Regions from separate parts of the Homo sapiens genome. Here region 2 is linked to region 1. A link is an interaction called in ENCODE POLR2A ChIA-PET data of the cell type or tissue named here. Cell type or tissue: GM12878. All regions are shown on one strand.

Region 1 (2,500 bases):
TTGATTTAGGGGAAGGGTGACTGTGGCTTCACCTAGAATTGGTGTGCGCCCCTGCCCCACTCTCTACTGTAGAGGAGTCGCAGCGGGCAGTGAAAGCCTGTGCTCTGGGCGGACAGGACGCCTGGGCCTCCTGTGTGGGAAACTGGAGGGGAAGGGAGCCCCTTATCTCCGGGCCCCCTGCGCCCACCTCCCCCGGCTCCTTTGCTGCTGGTGTGCTCAGGTCAGCTTTAGTGGTGGTAGTGGTGGTGGTAGCGGTGGTGGTGGTGTGTGTGTACGGGGGGAGATTGGGATTTGGTGACATGGAGAAGCAGTCGCCAAGTTTCCTTTCCGGTCTTACTTTGAGATCATATGTCTGGTGTGTGTGTGTGTGTGTGTGTGTGTGTGTGTGTGTGTGTGTGTGTGTGTGTGTGTATGTGTGTGTGGGTGTGTGTGTATGGGGGCTAGTGCAGTAAAGCTTGTAGGGGGCACAGATCCCTTCCAGGCACAAATGCCCACGGGCTGGGCAGATGAAGCTCACCCAGGGGTCCAGCCTGGTAGCCAGCCCCACACTGCACCCTTTGAGGCTGGTCCAGTGAAAACCTTCCCCACACTCCTGTCCAGAAATTCACCGGTTCAGCCTGGAGAAGTGGGGAAGGGGTGTCCCATGGCTTCATGGCTCAGGGTTCCTGAGCCCCGTGCGTGATGGGGAGAGTTTGGGGCTGAGGGTGCTGCTTCCGGATAGAGCCTCCTGCGCAAGGAAAGAAACAGAAACCTGTGACTTGTGTGGTATTTGTTTAGTAAGCAACCCCCGGAGTGGACTGTGTCTGATGTGGGCTGTGCGCACCCACCCTTCCCAGTGCGGCCCATGTGAGCAGGGGACCAGCGAGGACCAGTGTGGAAGGGCTGTTGTCATTGGTGGACCTGGGATGCTGGGTCCCAGGTCCGAGAGGTGTGGATACCAAACGTGGGGCTTGGGGTGGAGGGGAGAGGGAGAAGGCCATGTTGGACCCCAGAGGTTGGTATTCGATCTGGGCATTGCTGGAACATTCTTCCCTCCAGATGATTTTTGTGGGGTAGCCTGGGACTGGGGAACCTGTTGCCAGCCACAACTGGCTTCAAGTTACTGAGCTGTTCCACTTTCCCTGGGATGAACCCAGGAAAGTTGGCGTGTTCTTTGATGGCTCAGCCTTCATCTCTTAAGCCTTCTGATAATTTCTCTCTGCTCCCCCCAACCCTAGTCACCCTTTGGGTGTACCCAGACACAGCCCAAGCTTCTGGTCCCAATGTGTCTGAATTGGAAGGGACCCAGAAGATCCTGTCCCTCTCACTGCACAGACAGGGAAACAGGCCCAGAGATAGCAAGAGACTCTTCCAAGGTCACACAACACACTCATTGCAGGCAGAGCTGGCACTACAGCCCAGATAGTATTTGCTTGGGTTTCTTTCTCTGGCCCCCTACGGCCACCAGTAAAAACAGCCACCCACGCTCTCTGAAGGCCCTGATGCATTCAGAGTGCTTTCACTTCCATTATTTCACTGTGCGTTAGGTAGGCCAAGCAGTCTCCCCATTTTACAGTTGAGGTCACTGAGTTGCAGGGTCAGCTAGGGGCTTGCACTCCATCACACAGCAGACCAGAAGTGGGGCCTCTTAACCTTCCACTCTGTTGTGTGGTCAGGAGGACTTCCCACCCTGGGCCCTTGCTGGGGTCTCCCCACAGCCTCTGCCAGGCCTCTGCCTCCTCCTGCCAGTCTTGAGGGATGGGGTGGATGGAGCATCAGCCAGCACTCTAGGGAGTTGGCCAGTGCTAGGGGGCTGCCTCTCTGCCTGTAGAGCCAGCTTCAGGGAGGCTGTAGAGCACTTCAGGGAGGCACTTGAGGGGATGATTCTCGAAGTGTGTATCACCATCTCTACTCCCATGGCCTCCTTTCCTTGGTGTTCCTGCTGAGTAATTCTCACTTGACAAGTTTTTTTGTCCCCCTTTTAGATACATACACTTACATTTTTTTATTATGAAAAATTCCACTACATACAAACATGGACAGAAGAATGTAACAGACTTCCATCCCCAGCTTCCACAGTTGTCAATATGGGTCCAATCTTGTTTCTGCATCCTCACTTCGCTTCTTCTGTCTGCAACTATATTAGTAATATAGTAATTACTAAGTACATTCTAGATATTATTTTATCTCTGCACCTCTAAAAATGACTTTTTAAAATGAATGCATTACCATTAGCAAACCTGAAAAGAATTTCCTAAATATCACCAAGCTTCTCTGATTGCTTCATAAATGTGTGTGTGTGTGTGTTTTCCAATCCTCACACTTTTTGCTCCATTCTGAGGGGCTCCATACGCGGGGTCCCTGTTGAAGGAGGCAGTGGCTCTTCACTGTTTCTTTTGGTGCTTTTTCTTGGATCAGGCTTCATAGACCCCACGCTGCCATGGAGGGGACAGAGGACACACAACCCCAATTCAGTCCCACTAGCCCCAGGTTACCTCCATACCTTCTCAGCTTGGGCTCC
Region 2 (2,500 bases), 250 kb before region 1:
GTCACAGAGTGAGACTCCATCTCAAAAAAAAAAAAGCTGGGCATGGTGGTGCTGTCTGTAATCCCAGCTACTTGGGAGGCTGAGGCAGGAGAATACTTGAACTTAGGAGGCAGAGGTAGTGATCGCGCCACTGCACTCCAGCCTGGGAAACAGAGCGAGACTCCATCTCAAAAAAAAGAGTCAGAATAACACTGGGCTTCTTTTTTTTTTTTTTTTTTTTTTTGAGACAGAGTCTCGCACTCCGTCGCACAGGCTGGAGTACAGTGGCGCAATCTCGGCTCACTGCAACCTCTGCCTCCTGGGTTCAAGCAATTCTCCTGCCTCAGCCTCCCGAGTAGCTGGGACTACAGGCACACATCACCCCGCCCGCCTAATTTTTGTATTTTTAGTAGAGATGGGGTTTCACCATGCTGACCAGGCTGGTCTCGAACTCCTGACCTTGTGATCTGCCTGCCTCGGCCTCCCAAAGTGCTGGGATTACAGGCCTGAGCCATGGCACCTGGCAACACTGGGCTTCCTAACAGCAACATTAGAAGTTACAAAGACAGGCCGGGTGCAGTGGCTCACGCCTGTAATCCCAGCACTTTGGGAGGCCGAAGCAGGCAGATCATGAGGTCAGGAGCTCGAGACCATCCTGGCCAACATGGTGAAACCCCGTCTCCACTAAAATACAAAAAATTAGCCAAGCGTGATGGCACATGCCTGTAGTTCCAGCTACTCGGGAGACTGAGGCAGAAGAATCACTTGAACCCAGGAGGCAGAGGTTGCAGTGAGCTGAGATCCTGCCACTGCACTCCAGCCTGGGTGACAGAGCGAGACTTCGTCTCAAAAAAAAAAAGAAGTTACGGCCGGGCGCAGTGACTCAGGTCTGTAATCCCAGCACTTTGGGAGGCCAAGGTGGGCGGATCACAAGGTCAGGAGTTCGAGACCGGCCTGGCCAATATGGTGAAACCCTGTCTTTACTAAAAATACAAAAATTAGCTGGGCGTGGTGGCGGGCGCCCGTAGTCCCAGCTACTCAGGAGACTGAGGCAGGAGAATTGTTTGAACCCAAGAGGCAGAGGTTGTAGTGAGTCAAGATCGCGCCACTGCAATCCAGCCTGGGCGAAAGAGTGAGACTCCGTCTCAAAAAAAAAAAAATAAAATAAAAAGTAATTACAAAGACAACAGAGCAGTGCTTTTATTATTCATTCACTCATTCATTCATTCATTCACGGAGACAGGGTCTCACTCTGTCACCCAGGCTAGAGTACAGTGACGCCATCAGGGCTCACTGCAGCCTTGACCTCTGGGACTCATGCAATCCTCCCACTTCAGACTCCCAAGTAACTGGAACTGCAGGTGTGCACTACCACGCTTGGCTAATTTTCACTTTTTTTTAGTTTTTGTAGAGACAAGGTCTCACTGTGTTTCCCAGCTGGTATTCAACTCCTGCTCAAGTGATCCTCCTGCCTCAGCCTCCCAAAGTGTTGAGATTACAGGCATGACCCACCACGCCCAGACTTTGAGCAGTACTTTTAATTGAGGAAAAAATTATTTCTATCACAGAATTAAATACCTGGGCAAATTATAAATGAAGTGGGAAAATAAAAGAAAGATTTCTTTTTAGACTTGCAAGATCTTATTTATCCACCATGCAGCCTTTCTCAGGCAGCTGCTAGAAAATGTGCTCCACCAAAGTAATGAAATAGACTATGAAAACATAAAGACATAGGATCCAAGCAACAGGGAATACAACGTAAGAGGGAGGCAATCAGCCTGACCAACATGGTGAAACCCCATTTCTACTAAAAATACAAAAATTAGCTGGGCGTGGTGGCGCGTGCCTGTAATCCCAGCTACTCAGGAGGCTGAGGCAGGAGAATCGCTTGAACCCGGGAGGCGGAGGTTGCAGTGAGCTGAGATCGCGCCACTGCACTCCAGCCTGGGCAACAGAGCAAGACTCAGTCTCAAAAAAAAAAGAAAAGAAGACGGAGGCAAGAGGAATCTTAGATCCTAAGACATACAGTTGGCCTTAAGAGCAACTAGTCCAGATTAAAACAGGTAAGAAGACTCCAGGAAGGATTTCTTGAAAAAGATGAAATTAATAAAATATTTAATGTTGCAGGACGTGGTGGCTCACACCTGTAATCCTAGCACTTTGGGAGGCTGAGGCAGGTAGATAATGAGGTCAGGAGTTCGAGACCAGCCTGGCCAATATGGTGAAACCCCATCTGTACTAAAAATACAAAACAGCCAGGTGTGGTGGCATACACCTGTAGTCCCACCTACTGGGGAGGCTAACGCAGAAGAATTGCTTGAACCCGGGAGGCAGAGGTTGCAGTGAGCCAAGATCACACCATTGCACTCCAGCCTGGGCAACAGACTGAGACTCCCTCTCAAAAAAAAAAAAAAAAATTTAATGTTTTGAATGCACAGAGAGGAAATTACATAACCCATAGTTCCATAAGCAAATGAGCAAATTAAGACACTACACTTCAGAAAAAAAAAATATATTATGC

Evidence for each region. Peaks named below come from ENCODE experiments on the same cell type or tissue, not always from the same donor. Only the 100,000 strongest peaks of a DNase experiment are listed, where the experiment ranks them.
Region 2: POLR2A ChIA-PET joins it to region 1 with 5 read pairs; 2 of 35 experiments call an interaction of 5 or more read pairs at or near these places.

What each region holds. Positions count from the first base shown.
Region 1 is chr17:47,734,200-47,736,699 of GRCh38, forward strand. All of the region lies in intron 1 of TBX21 (T-box transcription factor 21), which reads left to right. Among named protein-coding and RNA genes, the nearest start is that of TBX21, 2.2 kb to the left of the region's middle. In GM12878, no CTCF peak of the experiment used is centred here; a DNase peak (open chromatin) is centred at 1,482; H3K4me3 peaks cover 2,500 bases; H3K27ac peaks cover 2,500 bases.
Region 2 is chr17:47,483,943-47,486,442 of GRCh38, forward strand. It overlaps the pseudogene MRPL45P2. Among named protein-coding and RNA genes, the nearest start is that of NPEPPS, 46 kb to the right of the region's middle. In GM12878, no CTCF peak of the experiment used is centred here; no DNase peak of the experiment used is centred here.